Linked DNA regions of Homo sapiens: region 2 is linked to region 1. A link is a loop called in an ENCODE intact Hi-C map of the cell type or tissue named here. Cell type or tissue: sigmoid colon. All regions are shown on one strand. Links, peaks and the distances in the headings refer to the core of each region. The heading gives the core; the rest is flanking DNA. Region 1 has its middle 170 kb from the start of MIR744. Region 2 has its middle 86 kb from the start of LINC00670.

Region 1 (8,341 bases), core at 263-8,262:
AACAAAACCACAATCTGTGAAATGTGTGTAGAGTAGCTCAAGGGGAAGGAAAAGTGACTTTCAGGCCTCTGAAAGGCAGAGAGCTACTGTTGGCTTCCAGCTGCCACAGCATTTTGTATGCCCAGGAGTCAGGTTCCAGGGAGGGAGGATCCTTGGCCAGAGGCTTGAGGTTCGGGGGGATCTTTGATTGACATTCTCATCAAGACTGTGTCATAAAGATCGAGGAGTGATTTCCCAGAGGAAAATAAAGGGCTAGTAACAAAAGAAGAGGCTATGAAATCTGGGTTGGAAAAACCAAAAGATGCTCATTACAGGTAGACAGGTGCACATAAAGAGTCCAGATGTAGCTTCAGAAAAGCCATATTTGAGCTCCTTCTCTGTCACTGATTATTTTGGTCATGATTTTTATGGACTTCTTTGTCCACCTATAATATACAGGTATTTAATACCTACCTTACCATATTGTTGAGACAAGTAACTATAAATGCTATAAAAATGACAAGCCGCTATATGATTCGTACCACATTAGTACAAACTACGTCATTCCTTGTGTTCCTGAGTTGCCATCATCTCGTAGATGGTGTGTGTTCTTGTCACTTTGTATGGATTCCCTATGAAGGCACTGATTTGATAGTAAAGCATAAAAACTTTAAACGTCCCATGGAAATGCAAGCATGTCCTAGTCTAATACATTTTTAGGCTCTGAATCCCCACATGGAGCCAATTTGACATCCAGTTGTACATCTAAAGTACCGTTAAAAACCCAACCCTTTATTTACCTAGATTCTCGATTTATCTTGAAATGAAAAGCATTTGCATGGAGAGAACTTCGTGCTTTTCAGCATGCAAAATGTCAAACAGATCTTATCTGACCTGTTGCTGCCCCCGTGCACAGCCCTGAGTGGCTCCAGGATCTGCGTTGACAATATTCCAACGTGTTCAGCTGATGTGCCAAAACCTATTGAAAACCCTAGGTCTGGATTGTGCTAACAGCACCCTTTCAAATTCTTGAAATCCAGGCACATCCTGGGAGGAAAGAGGCCTGCGAGGTGTCTCACTTCTCTTACAAGAGGGATGGGTGAGAAATGAAACCTCCTGGGATCCAGACAAAGCCTTGGGTATTGCTAGAGACATGTGTTTTGCTAATGGACAGACAATTTTGCATAGAGACATTCCAGCTTAACCTGGAGCTGTGCTCTCTGCTGGGATGCTGGCCCTTTCCCATGGGGGCCTTTGCTTGAGAGTCTAAGGACTTTCCAGTGAGAAAACTGATTCTGAGTGAGTACGAGGGTCAGGCACATTCTTCGTTGCCTTTAATAGTTGTTGGAGGAATGAGTAATTCTGAAAGCTGAGTGTGTTATTTATATTTATTTCCTAGCCCGATCTCCCCATGGTTGAGGGGTACTGGGGGGAAGTGTGGATTTCTAGTGTGTGTTGTGGATGTGAAATAAATCTCAGTGACCTATAGTCTTAAGGAAGGCAAGACACAAATGGCGTGGCTTTGGTGCTGGAGTGAAACAGCCAAACGGTGAAGCAGAGAGAGAGAGAGAGGCTGTTTCAATGATCTGTTTCTGCGGGACAGTCTATTCCAAAACAGTGGCTTAACACAACCACCATTGTATTAGTTCTTATGGTTTTGTGGGTGAGGAAGTTGCGCAGGCCCCGGCTGGGTGATTCTTTTGCCTCAAGTGGCGTCTGTTGGGCCATGTGATGGTATCTAGCCAATGCTTTTCTAGGCTAAGATGCCTTCATTTACATCCCCGGCACACTGGCAGGGATGGCTGGAATGCTTGGCTCAGCTGAGTCCTGCTTCTTCTCTGGAGCCTCTCTACTTGGTACTGGGAGGATACTCAGCTTCAACCTGGCAGCTCAGAGCTTCAAGAGACCAAGGCAGCAGCTGCCAGTCCTGTTCCAGGCTGAAATGGAGTGACTTTCACATTCTCTCTTGGTTAGAGTAGTTGCAGGCCAGCCCGGATTCGAAGACAGAGAAAGTAAGCCCAGCTTTAGTGAGAAGGAGGGTCAAAGGAGTTATGGTAATCTTTTATTTTCCATACTGGCATTGTCTCTTCTTCTGCAGGCAGTTTAGAGTAGCTACGGCCTAGGGTGGGTTCCTAGGAAAGCAGTGTTGTCCCTGAGATGGTAGAGCCTGGTTGTTGAGTATAGACAGTGCCCTGATGAGGTAGCTTGCCTGTATGTGACGCGGGGTTCCCCTCATGCAGTGAGGGAGGGAGAGTGGCCGACGCAGGTGTTAGCTGACTGGACTTGGGTGTATCACATGGAGACACCCTTTGGGAACTCCCAGAAGTACTTGGCGGGTGGGAAGGTTGTTGTACAAAAGCTCTATACACCCTCTGCCTGGACCTTGATGTACAAAAGCATATAAAGGCAGCAGAGTCTGGGATATTGCTGTTCATGTCATACTCCATCAATATATCCTCTCCACCTTACGTGCACACCCACTGGCAGATATGGTTTGTGCAGAAGTTGATTATGTGTGTTGAAGATTCAGCGCTAGCCTGACAGTTTCTTGAAGTCCTGTCCCTCAGAGGGCAGCAATGCTGTGCAGGCATGGCTCATCAGACCCCAGTCTCACCTCCGTGGTGACATCACCCGGGATGTAGTGAATCCCTCATGAACACCAAGCTCCTTTTATTGAGGGCTCACTCCTCCATATTGCACTTTCCTGTTTAGTTCTCACAGCTCCATTGAACTACGGAATTCAGACTCTCATTTGTACAGATGAGGAAACAGAGGCCGAGAAATGTTAAGTGATGTGCCAAGCTCACAGAGGGCAAGCGGATCTGAATGTCTGACTGCAATTGTCTTTCTTGAAGGACTCATCTCACGAGGAGCCCTTCCAGGCACCAGCACTGTAAGCTCTCTAAGAGGAGTGTGCTTATTTTTCCTCTGCTGCCAAGGTGTCCTCTACCCAAGCTCACAAACCTGGTAATGGCGCCCTTTCACTTCCTTTTTTTGTTTGTTTGGAGACAGAGTCTCACTCTATCCCCCTCGCCCAGGCTGTACTGCAGTGGTGTGATCTCAGCTCACAGCAACCTCCGCCGCCTCCCGGGTTTAAGCGATTCTCTTGTCTCAGCCTCTCAAGTAGCTGGGATTACAGGTACCTGCCACCACGGGTAGCTACTTTTTGTATTTTTAGTAGAGACGGGGTTTTGCCATGTTGGCCAGGCTGGTCTTGAACTCTTGACCTCAGGTGATCCACCCACCTCGGCCTCCCCAAGTGTTGGGATTACAGGCGTGAGACACTGCACCCAGCCCCCTTTCACTTTCTTTAGCCAAGAATCTGGTGGAATTCCTGCAAGACAAATGCTCTTTGCGTGTCATGTTTCCTAGTCTGACATGGTCCTGCCGGGTTTCAGCAGGTCTCATCCATCGTGAGATGATGCTAAAGGAGATCGAAGCAGGGTCTTTTGGTTTCTAATTCCTTTTGTTTCTAAAACAGCCTCGCTTAAGTTCTCCCACTGGTGGACTCCCAGGAAAAGAGGTTGGTTTTTCGGGCTTTTGATTGAGCTTCTGATCATAGATTCTGCTGCACACATGGGAATTGTGATGGGGACGTACCCAACTGCTGACTGGTGTCTTTGCCCCACACAAAGATTTCATCCCTATTGTTTGGGGCATTCTCTATTTTTAAAAACTGTCATCCCTCAGATGGCACATCTATTGCTATTTCTTCAAAATCCATTTGAAGAAGTCGTTTTTAAATGTGTTGGTGTGTGTTCAGAGTTCAGTATCCTCCAGAAATCAATTTTGAGGAATTCCACCTCCAAGTTCTACCTCCAAATAGTTGGAACAGGTTGGAGCTCCAGCTATTGCCTGGCAGTGCACATAACTGGGCAGCTGACAGCTGAAGGCTGTCATCAAACCTTCCGCTTTTATCCCACCCTTCCTTCCTCTCTCCCTTGCCTTCTCTTCTTGCCCCTCCACATACCTTACAATACCCACAAAAGTAAAACTCTGCAAATGTTCGGGGTCCTGGTATAAAGTGAGAATGAGCTCCTGTCATGTGCCATCCAAACAACCAAACTCAGTCTCCTCTATCTTCCCTGCTTTCAGCTGATTGTTCTTGCTGGCACACAGCTGTGAGATACAGTTTCTCCACTGGAAAGCCTTCCCCATTGCATATGGTGGACAATCCATTGTGCTCACATGCATTCAAGGATCTTCGCATTCCCACTCCAGCTTGTCTTTCAAGGCTTACCTCTCCCATGTTAGGACAAACCAGACTATTCACCTTCTTCACAATGCTTTCGACCTCTGTGCCTTGCTGGTATTATTTGTCTGTCTAGAATGCCCTTCTTTACCATATTTCGTTGTCAAAAGCTAACCAGTTTCTCTAAGCCATGCACAAATTTTTGTCTTCTCAGAGAATCCTTCCTTGAATTTCACAGCCTGAGTAAATCTCATATTTCTCTATGTTCTCATAGCATTTTCTAAGTACCTTTTTTATAGGCCTTCTTACATTCTTACACACAGAGGCTGGCATGCTTGGAAATGTTTGCTGAGCTGTGAATCAGTTATTTGTGTGCGTGACTAATTAATTACTGATGTTCAGGTTTGTAATTTTAGTTCAGAGACTATGCTCTTGCTTATCTTTGGGGCCTTTTCTGAAAACCAGTAGTAGGTGCTCAATAATTGCATAGAGTTAAATGATACTGGTTAGCGCACATATTTCTTCCCTTCTGGAATTGATTTAAATTTTCTTAAAATGTTTATAATTTTCAGTCATTTAAAAAAAGAGACAAATTTTTGCTATTCAAAAGTAGACAATCCCTGGTTTACATATTTGTTGAATAATTGGCCCATGAATCTGAGGCACGAATTTTTATTTCAATGTGAGCATGGCATTTACTGCCACTGGGTGGCAGTGTACCCCAATTACAAGACTGTCTAAGTGACTACTAGACCCTGATAAGTGCTAAAATTACAAACCAGAAGTTACAAAGTGACAGTCTGTAACAACTCACATCTAGATTCTATTTTAGTGACAGAGATTCTAGTACAATACCATAATACTTAAATACTTCCTAAAATTAATATCTTCGGGTATGTCACTATTCTCCTGTTGAATATGTCTTAATTATCTTGTACTTATGGATATAGAATAGAGATGTAAATCTTATGGAGAATTGCCAGAAAATTAACCACTGGCAACGTTTTATGAAGGATGTTTTAAATGTTTAAGATAAGGTGTTCGCATATGGCTACACAGGTTTAACCCCTCACTGTGATTTCCAAAATCTGTGCAGAAGGAAGAGTTCTATGTACATTTTCTACTCCTCCAGAAAGTAGTGCAAATATGATTCTGAAAGTAACAAGGAACATTCTGGAAAAATCAAAGCCCACAAACCCAGGAAGCACCAGCTGTGGGAGTGTTGTCAGCAGGGGCAGTTTGATAGTCTGTGGGAGGAAGCAAAGGTGATTTTGGAAGCTGGGTCTGGATACGAGTCACATTTTCTAAACTCGCATTTGTCCTTGCACATGCTAGGTCATGTCACTCAGGTTGTAACCAGAAAAGATGAAGCCGTGTTTTGCATTTGAGGGGAGTGGTGGAGAGAAGCAGCAGCAGCAAGATCAGGGACCTGCAGAATCAAGAAGCTTCTCTTGGATGAGGAACTAGGTTGCTGGGGACTCGTCCTTGGGCAGAGTGCATATTCTTGGTGTCTCCTTTTATGTAAGATTTTTGCTACTGCAGAGGTAAAAGGAGCTGCTTAATGGTGCCTTTATCTGCCAACCTAATTTCAGAGCTAAAGTTGGGAAGCTTGAGTGTCGTGGGAACACTGGGAGTGGCAGTCATTAAGCACTGCAGGGTTACCGAGAGGCTTGTCTTCTTTGTTCAAATGACTTAAGACAAACTAGGGAAAGAACATGACTATATATTTGATGCTTAGAGGAATCTGATTGCACAAAACTTTATTGATAATCAAAATTTATTTATAATTATATATTATAATTTAAATATATTATAACACATTTTGTAATTCTATTATAATGATTTACATCTTGTAATTTATTTATAATTAAGAGGGCACCTTCATGTGGGGAAAGTTGGCGTCTTGTAAGGAGAACATTTACTAAGGCCATATCGTATCAGCTGCAAGACCTGCTTTGAGTTCAGCATCATTTAGCACCATTAGTCCAGAATCCTTCTGGCTAATAGCTCTTGCACTGACAAATGAAATAACAAACAACACAAAGTGCTACTCTTACAGAACCAGCGGTGTGATTACCAGACTCTTATGGGTCCTATTACATAGTGAGTTCACTTAATCCTCCCAACACCTGTATGTGACAATTGTGATAATCTCTGTTGTAAAGATAAATAGCACGAGGCTCAGGGAAGTTAAATAACCTGGTTAAGCTCAGACAGCCAGCCAGCTGTGAAACTGGGACTCAAATCATTGTTTCTGATCCAGCCTTGGTTTTCCCAAGGTGATCAAACTTTGGAGGACAGATGGGCCACGGGAGGAGGCGAGCAAATGTTTGTTGGCACGCCAGCCACACTGCACAAGTCCCAGAGATGCCATTCGGATAGGATATCACTGCGCATGCTCTATTCTGAGACTAGTACCCCTGAATGGGGGCAGCACCGTGAGTCTGTTTGTTTGACTACCTTCTGATGTTGTCAGGGATAATTCAAGAAGCTACCATTTTTGCATACTATAAATTATATTGTCAGAGCCACAGTAAATAATTATGTCCACCTCTCTGGAGTGTTGAGGTGTTTCCTTGATCAGTATCTTGATTTTATCTACCTGCCTGGCTCCTAGAAACTAAACCATTTGAGATTTTCTTAGTCAGAGTCTATGGTGACATTCCTTGCATATGCAGGCACCAAATAAGAATAAACTTAATGGTTAATGTGGAATAACTGTTTATTACGTGCCAAGTGCTTTCCATACACTGTCTCATTCAACCATCACAATGAGTTTTTCCTTAACTCTTTGTTTTATGGGTGAGGAAATGGAGTCTTAGAGAGACGAACAGGCTGCTAAATGACAGAGTCAGGGCTTGAACTCATGACTCCACAGCCCATCTCTAATCAGTACTCTCTGCTACGTTGGTTAATGATGCAATTTTACTTCAGGGGATGGAGATAATATTGTCAGAAAGGACTTACTAGCTCAAGGGAAACAAGTCCATCTGTCTTAGAAAGTCCAGCTTAGACAATTTTTGAACCATACTAAACTGTATAACAATCTGTTCACCACCAGCTGTATGATCTTAAGTACATTATTTAATTTTCCTGTGCCTGTTTTCTCATCGGTAAAGTAGGGATAATAATAGTAACTACTTAATATTACTGCCAGGAATAAATGAGATAATGTACGTAAAACACTTAGCAAAATGCATGGCACATAGCATTAATAAATGCATTAATAAAATGCTTAATAAATGTGAGCTATCATCAGCAGCAGTGGCATTGTCACCATCATCCTTAACATTAGGTAAAAGCTACTTACATTTTAGCTACTGTGCTCAAGAGGAAGCAAGAAGGTAAAAATGATGTTAAGTCAATAAAACCAAGATACAAAGACAATATCTTTTGAGATTTGACATGTAAACAATGAGCCTCTTCAGGAAACAGAAATGGTTGAAGACCCTAAAGACCAAAGTGTCCCAAGGACCCTACTTGGGGAAGGTGTCTTTGAGTTCAGCTGCAGAACTTCCTGAGCATTCTGGAAGTTCCTCACCATCGCTGCATTTGGACCAGATGATGTGAGAGTCTCAGGTATTCCTCGCCTAATGGGTGTTTGCTGTTGGAAAGCTCACGTATACTTCCACTTAAAAAGTTTGTTGTGTAAATCCAAGATCTTTCTCAGAGAGAACAGTATCAGCAGGAGAAAGCTATCCTCAAGATTGGAGCTCATTCGTTCACTCATTGAATTTATTGCGCATTTTTTCTGGGCACTACAACTAGGAAGATTAAGAGATGGCCACATTCTTCAAGGAAGTCACAGACTGGGAAGGGAGAGAAATGTTATTAAATAATTACAAAATAGTGTCATGCCAGCAGTGTGCTAAGGAAGATGGTGGGATAAAGCAGGGAGAAGGCCAGGTTTCCTCCTGGGCTCTGGGAAGGCAGGATCTCAACAGTGTGCGCTCCAAAGGCCTTGACTGTTGTGCGCTACACTGTTAGCCCTACAAGTTTCCCCCACCTGCTGCCTCCAGAAGACAGGCTGCCCTTCTTCTCCTAGGTTGCTGCAAGAATAGCCATGCTCTCTGCCGAGAGATCCGCCCTCAGTGCTTTCCCTTCAGGGGTCTAAGGGGGGCCGCCTGGAGCTACAGCCTTTGCCAGATCTTGGGGTTCTTGGAAAGGGGG
Region 2 (8,341 bases), core at 25-8,024, 210 kb after region 1:
CAAGGAGCTGGAGAATTCAGTGTTTTATAAACTTTAAATTCCCAACTGCTACACTATAATTCTGTCTTGAGAGTCCATTATAAGGAAGTCATTTTGGTGACTTGGATGAGGTCCATGGAAGATGTGTCTCAGCATCTAATTTGTGAGTGTGTTATAGTGAGATGCCATTAAGATTCTCACAGCCTCTTTGGAATGTGGGATGGGAGGATATGTTTATTTTATAGTTCCACAGTTAATTCTCCTGGTGTCTAGAAGCTTTCATTCATTCATTCACTCATTCATTCAAACACATTTGATGAATGCTCATATTCATTTTGTATAACACACTATGCTAGATGTTTTGCATTTAAAGTTGAATAATTCAAGCCCTGAATTAAACCTTTAAGGTAAAGAAAGCAGCTCCTCACTGCAAATTAAGAAGGCTTGCTTTTAAAACTAGCTCATTTTACATTGATTCAGAACATCAGTTAATTGAAAAAATAACTCTTTTGCCTAGGAATTCAGTGTTCCTGTACAGTTATCAAGAAATAACTTTAGCAATTCCTCTTCTAGGAATTTATCCTAAAGATATACTTGCACATGCTCAAAGATTTATATACAGAATTATTTTACACCATTGTTTGTAGTAAAAAAAAAAAAAAGATTAAACACAAACTATTCAGTAATAGAGAACTGCTATCCACATAATGAAAAAAATGTAGGTGTAAATCAGAACCTGTTCACATCTTATGTATGATAGAGACTTTAGAGAGTTATTTCCAAAAGATATGATATTCTCTTTCTATCTTTTTCTACCTCCCTCTCTCCCACCCTTCTTTCTTCCTTTTTTATCTCTTTCTTTCTCCCCTAACTTTACATTTGGAAAATTTCCAATATACAAAAAAGTTGTAGAATTGCTATTATAAATATTATAAATATATACTTTTCATCTAAATCAGTAATTGTTAATTACAGACACATTTTGTGGAACTATTGGAAAATAAATGTTAGACATCATGGCCTTCATCCCTAAATACAAAGCTCCAGCACCATACTAAAGAAACTTGGCATTGAAACAATAGTATCACTAAATGCAATACAAAATAAAAAGCCACAGCACCATCCTAAAGAAGCTTAGCATTGAAATAATAGTATCATTAAATACAGTTCAAATTTTCTTAGTTATCACAAAAATATTATTTATGACTTTTATTTTTCCAGATCCAGGGTTTAGAATTTGATTACCATGTCTCTTTAGCTTCCATTTGTCTAGTTTGGTCCCCCTGGCTTTTTCTTTCATAATAATTATCTTTTTGAAGCATACCAGCAAGTTGTCTAGTAGAAATTTTTATAATCAGGATTTATCTGATTGTTTCCTCACAACCGGATTCAAATGAAACATTTTTGTGAAAAATATGACAGATATGCTCTTGATAATGCTAATGCTTATTTGGTTCAGATGGTGTCTGCCAGACTTTTCCATTGTAATTCCCTTTGTATTTAGGAAGACATCTATTATGAACTAAATTTTGTCCCCCCAAACTTTGCATGCTGAAGCCCTCATCTCCAGTACCTCAGAACATGACTGTGTTTGGAGACAGAGTCTTAAAAATGGTAATTAAAGTTAAATAAGGTTATATAGGTGGGCTCTAATCCAATCTGACTGGTGTCCTTATAAGGAGAGGAAATTTGAACCCACAAGAGATACCAGGGACATGTGCCCCTGAGGGATGACCATGGGGAGAGGCAGGAAGAGGATGGACAACTGTTTTGCTAAGGAAAGAGGGGTCAAAAGGAGTCAACCCTATTGGCACCTCGATCTTGGACTTCTGTCCTCCAGAACTGTGAGAAAACAAACTTCTGTTGTTTAAGTGACCCAGTCTATGGCATTTTGTTACAGCAGCCGTAGCAAACTAATACGTCATCTGAGGTGTGTTTTGAGACCACATAAATATGTTAACATTTCACTCAGTAGAGTCTGATTGCTACTTCAAGGAAATTTGTAAAAAATTACTAACTTGAATGATAAAATCTTAGATTTGGACCAGCCCTGCGACCTTACAGCCTGCAGTCTCTGTTAATTCTTGCCTTAATTAATTAATTAGTACAATGGATATGGAAAAATAGTCATTTTCTAAATCTAACCTTTCTAATTTTATTATTTGGTGTTCTTCTGAAAGAAGAGTCCTACTCTCTCCCTTTTTTGACTTTATACACTAATTGATTTTAAATGTTTAATATCCATTATTATATTTTGGAGGCTGTAATTACTCCACATCTGATTATCAGAAGCCCCTTCGACTGGCTCCTGTGTACCTTAGAATGTGTGTATCAGTCTTTGAGTATTTCCCTACTTTCCCACACAATAATAAAATGTTCCAAGACCACTTTTTACTTTCTTTGCTTTTGACCTAGAAACAGCCATTTCCCCAAGATTTCCTAACCCCTTTTAGTGAATAAGAGAGTTTAGAAACGAAGACCTAAGCACTCATAAGGTGTACTCATTACTTCTAGCATGGACACAGTCCTGGACCTTGTCTGTGCATAGAGCTAGTTTATCTTTATATTCTTCATTTTAATTCATCAACACAAGGTTCATTGTTATCTCACCCATTTGAAAATTTCCCTTCTCTCATATAAGAGCCCTTGATTCCTGACCATATTCAATTTTCCAAATTTATTTTTCTCTGTTCTGTAATGCAGTCAAAATAGTTTAAGAATAACTACCCCCATATTACCAAACAACAAATAAACTAAGAAAAATTCAGATTTCTTTATAGTTCTTTTTATCTTTAAAACATATCACACCAAGGGTATAGAGTCAGAATATACTGAGTTCGCAAGGTACTTGAATTCATCCTTTTTTTCATTCTCTGCACTTAAATGACAGCAATTTGAGATAGAGTTACTTCACTGGTTTCCACATGTGTCCAGTATTAAAGTTTGATCTCAAGCTCTATTTCAACTGAAAAAGGCAGGGTGCATCGTAGTTTGAATAGTAGGTTTCTATTTGAATTGAAAGGAGGAAAAATTAATGCAATTTTTATTATTCCTTTATTTGCTTGCATTTGCATAAAAATATGCGTGGATGAATATACTAGGAATTGATCCGTAACTCTGGGAAGGGAATTGGGTGATTAGGAGAAGAGCTGGGGGTATACTTTTCACCGTGGGATATTTTTACATTGTGTTGCTTTGTATTTTTAAATTTTTGAAACGTGACTATATTATCCACTAAAAATAAATTAAAAATGTAAAAGAAAAGAATCTACTTTTGCTTCCTCTATTCTTCCCCCTCACAGGCCATTACCCAAGTGTGTTGATACTTCAATGGAGGCACAACTTGGAGGATTTTATCTGATCCCAAGAAACTCCCAATTACGGTTACCTTGACTGCCTTCTGTCCCCTCCACTGGTGAATTATCCAAGCAAGGAGGCTGCATTTTCCAAGCCGTTTGAATCACATCCCCAGGATGTTTCCATGAGCCAGCCAAGTGCATTCTTGAGCTGTGCCTAGATGTACTTGTTAAGTTTCTTAAGAATTTTTAAAATGATTCAGTGCATGCTCTCTCTGAGCTGCATTTTGTCACTTGGAACATTCAACAGATGTATTTGGCTCATGTGCAGTTTTTGATTCTCATAGATGAGGAATTTTTCACTCTCTCTGTTCTTGGTACTTGAGGCATTTTCACTCAAATGCTCTCTGTTGTCTCTCCCTCTCTTTATTCATTCTCTCTCTCTCTCTCTCTGTCTCTCCATTTCTCTCTCCATTTTTAATTTCTTCAGTCTTCTGGGTCTCAGTTGAGCCCCAGGGACCACAGGTAACCCTCTTTAGGACAGTAGCATCTCTGGAAACCTAGCATCACTGCCAAAGTGGAACAAAATTCAAAATAAAAACAGTCTGTGGGCTTGGACATTCTTAATCATGCTTTTTTCCTTAGAAGTTCTTTTAGTCCAAATTACATGGATTATTATTTCTTTCAACTACCTTATGCCATAGCTGACCTAATTATACATTTGTGGTTCTACAGTTTGAATATAATTTGGCTCTGCCAAAACTCATTTTGAGGCTTGGTCCACAGTGTAGCAGTGTTGGAGGTAGGGTCTTTAAGATGAATTAATGTTTTTCTCATGAAATTGGGTTAGTTCTTAAGAGAGTGGGTTGTTATAAAGTGGGTCAACTTCCTTTGTGCCATCTCTTTCCACACACTTGGTTCCCCTTCTGTTTCTCCTCCATCTTTTGATGTGGCACGAGGCCCTCACTGCAAACTGTCAGATGCAGCTGCCCAATTCTGAACTTTGCAGCCTGTAGAACCATGTGCTAAATAAGCTTCTTTTCTTTATAAATTGCCAAGTCTCAGGTATTCTGTTATAGCAACACAAAATGATTTGTGCACATACATGTGTGTGTGTGTTTGTGTGTGCGTGGTGGTATTTTAGTACAATGATGATTGCCTGCCATCTGTTGTTCCAGAACTTAGAAATACAAACTATTTTAAAACACAGAGAAGAAAAACCCAGACACTTTCCTGGGGGTGTGGGGTGGAAGATAATTTTTAGAGGTCTGGCTGGGGGCAGGGGTGAGAGGAGAGCTGAAAGGAGGTATGATGTAAACACAAAGAACCCTATGTCAAGTGTCAGGTTACCTGTATTTGCAACCTGGCTTTTATCATTTTGCTTTTTCATTAATACACACACGCTTTCGCTCATTTATTCAACGTTTATTATCTACCGTATGCAAGGCATTCTTTTGTATGGCCTTAACTAAGCCATTTAACCTCTAAGACATATATTCATTTTTTAATAGATTTTATTTGTTGGAAGAGATTTAGGTCACAGCAAAATTGGGCAGAAGATACAGAGATTTCCCATATGCTCCCTGCCCCCACACATACATAGCTTCCTCCATTACCAATATCCACCAGAGTGGTACATTTGTTAACAATTTATTGACAATTTATTAACACATAATCACCCAGAGTTCAGAGTTGACATTGGGGTTCACTCCTGGTGTTATACATTTTGTGGGTTTGGACAAGTGCATAATATGTGTCTACAATTACAGTATCACAAAGAGTAGTTTCTCTGTCCTAAAAATCCTCTGTGCTGCACCTGTTTGACATCCTCACCCAACCCTTGGCAAGCACTGATCTTTTTACTTTCTCCATAGTTTTGCCTTTTCCAGAATATCATGTGGTTGGAATCATAAAATATTTAGTCTTTTCAGACTTTTTTTTTTTGTGAGACAGAGTCTCGCTCTGTCACCCAGACTGGAGTGCAATGATGGGATCTCGGCTCACTGCAACCTCTGTCTCCTGGGTTCAAGCAATTCTCCCTGCCTCAGCCTCCCAAGTAGCTGGGATTACAGGTGCCTGCCACCACACTTGGCTAATTTTTGTATTTTTTTTTTAGTAGAGATGGGATTTTGCCATGTTGGCCAGGCTGGTCTTGAACTCCTGACCTCAGGTGATCCACCTGCTTCGGCCTCCCAAAGTGCTGGGATTACAGGCATGAGCCACTGCGCCTGGCCCAGACTGACTTGTTTCACTTAGTAATATGCATTTAAGTTTCCACCATTTATTTCCATGGCTTGATAGCTGTTTTTTGTTTTTTTTTTTTGCACCGAATAATATTCCATTGTCTGGATGTGAGGTAAAAGGTGGGACTCGACTCTAGAGGTGAGGCTCAGACTGCAGACCAGATTGAGGACTAGCTGAAATGGAGGAAGCAAAAGCACCTCTCCATAAGACATGCCCACCAGTGCCACATCAGTTTATCATTGCTATGGCAACACCCAGAAGTTACCTCCCCTTTCCATGGCAATGACTTGATTATCTGGAAGTTATGCCCCTTTTTTTTCTGGAAATTTCTGCATAATAGACCCGTTAGTTTGCATGTAATTAAAAGTTGATATAAATCTGACTGCAGAGCTGCCCTTGAGCTGCTGCTCTTGATACACCATGTAGGGAGTGGTTCCTCTCTGTAGGAGCAGTCACGGAGCTATAACACTGCCACCTTAATAAAGCTGTTTCCTTCTACCATCAGCTTGTTCTTGAATTTTTGCCTAAGTGAAGCCAAGAACCCTCCAAGGCCAAGCCCCAATTTGGGAATTGCCTGCCATGCATCAAATGTTCCGCAGTTTATTTATCTAGTCACTTACTGAAGGACATATTGGTTGCTTTCAAGTTTTTGGCAATTGTGAATAAAGCTTCTATAAACATCCATGTACAGATTTTTGTGGAGACAGTGTTTTCACCTGGGTTGATAACAAGGAGCATGATTGTTGGGTTGTATGATATGAGTGTGTTTTGTTTAGTTTTGTAAGAAACTACCAAACTGTCTTCCAAAGTGGCTGTGCCATTTTACATTCTCACTAGAAGCAGATGGGAGTTTCTGTTATTCCACATCCTCACCAGCATTTGATGCTGTCAGTGTTTTGGATTTTGGCCATTCTAATATGTGCATATTTGTGTCTCATTGTTGTTTTAATTTGCAATCCCCTGATGACATGTTATGGAGTATCTTTTCATATGCTTACTTGCCACCTGTGTATCTTCTTTGGTCAGGTGTCTGTTTAGATCTTCTGCTCATTTTTCATTCAGGTTGTTTGTTTTCTTATTGTTGAGTTTTAAGAGATCTTTGTATATTTTATATGAGTCCTTTATTGGATGTGTCTTTTGCAAATATTTTCTCCCAGTCTGTGGCTTGTCTTTTCATTCTTTTGACAGTATCTTTTGCAGAGCAGAAATTGTTATTTTTCATAAAGTTCAGCTTATCAATTCTTCCTTTCATGGATATATATTCATTTTTAAAATGGGGATAGTATTACCTGATTTACATATCTCCTAGTTCTTTGTGTGATAGGTGTGGTATGAGGGTGCTTTCTTTCTTTTTTAAGAAATGTGGTGGTGGTCCACGTCTCTGTTCCATCAAATTCTATTAGCATGGTCATATTTTAGTCACTGAAATGTGACATATTAATCCAGGTGTAAGTTTCAAGAGGCAGCATGAACTCTTTATTTTCTGTCACAGATGCTGGCAATGTTCCATGGAGTAGATACTATATATCAGCCTGAGTCCCAGAGTAGGAATATCTTGGAACACAGCCCTTGGCCCTTCTACAATGGATACATAGCATGAGCAAGAAATAAACCCTCATCACTTTAGGCCACTGAGAATTTGAGGGGTTTTGTTATCTTAGCAAAACCCAGCCTATCCTGTCTGCTACAAAGAATCAGGAAGATATGATAACTTCAGATGATGTGGAGTGCTGTGAAGTAAGGGCATGAAATTGAGCTGACAAGTGAAGTGAGCTTGGGCCCATGTTGGCTAGATGAAGATCAAAACCCTCTGTAGTGGCTCCAACTCTTGCCACAAGATGTGAAGAAAAAAGAATGAGACTGGAGTCCTCTGGGGCACTGGCTCTAGATGCTGGTGCTATCCAGTAGGTTATCTAAGTGAACAGATAATGCTGAATTTCTTGGATGGTTTACAGTCTAATTTTTAGAGCATAACATAACATGGAAGTCAACTGGAACCAGAGGAAATTTTAGTAGAAATTCTGCTTTCTTCCTTTAGATATAAAATGGTTTTCATCTCAAGGAAGGTTATTTCCATTCCAATTAAGTAAAAGCAAGGAATCATGGCCTGAAAGTAGTATATTAATTATTTAAACCTTTGAGTAATTAATTTCTGATCCCAGGTCCCAAAGAGCTCATTGTGGGGCACTGCATTTCTGAGAATGATGAGAATGAGAAGGGAGAGCATATTTATTAAGCATATATTATGTACTAACTTTCATTCTAGGTTTTTACATGTATTGTCTCTTGCGTCTTGATATCAGAACTCTGAGTCTTAGGAAAACAAGATGCAAAGCAGTTAAACACTTGCTAAAAACTTTATCTAGTAAATGACAGAGGAGGATTCAAACCCAGGTCTAGGTGAACTCTAATTCTTCAGCTTTTTGCAGTATCCACTTCTCCTACTCCGTAAGTTGTTACTTAGGTCTAAAAAGTGAAGAAATTGAAATAGAAATTAGATCTACAGAGGCCCAGAGGAATGAATTATTACTTGAAGTTTTAAATAATTAATATACCACTTTTCTGAGCACTTTAAAAATTCTGAATCTAGGGGGTAGAGTTTGCTTCCCTGAAACCGAATGTTGGGCCTTGAAACAGTCCTCCAGCACGTTGCAGAGAAGCTACTGGCAAACTGAAGTGTGAGAATGAGGATGACAAATATGTGCATGGCTTTATGGTGGCTTTGCTGCAGGGTGCAAAGTTATCTTCTGTGACCTCTTTGGACCACACTGGATGATGAACACCCAAGCAAAGGTAAAACTGGCTCTCCTACTTGTCGGGCG

What was found. Hi-C counts contacts between places; a loop is a spot of excess contacts. Peaks named below come from ENCODE experiments on the same cell type or tissue, not always from the same donor. Only the 100,000 strongest peaks of a DNase experiment are listed, where the experiment ranks them.
Region 2: it touches region 1 in a loop (2.0-fold over the local background); 2 of 110 quality-filtered maps call a loop at or near these places.

What each region holds. Positions count from the first base shown.
Region 1 is chr17:12,251,697-12,260,037 of GRCh38, forward strand. No RefSeq gene overlaps it. Among named protein-coding and RNA genes, the nearest start is that of MIR744, 170 kb to the left of the region's middle. In sigmoid colon, for the core only: a CTCF peak has its summit at 4,880 (motif pointing right); a DNase peak (open chromatin) is centred at 4,885.
Region 2 is chr17:12,459,797-12,468,137 of GRCh38, forward strand. No RefSeq gene overlaps it. Among named protein-coding and RNA genes, the nearest start is that of LINC00670, 86 kb to the right of the region's middle. In sigmoid colon, for the core only: no CTCF peak of the experiment used is centred there; a DNase peak (open chromatin) is centred at 3,455.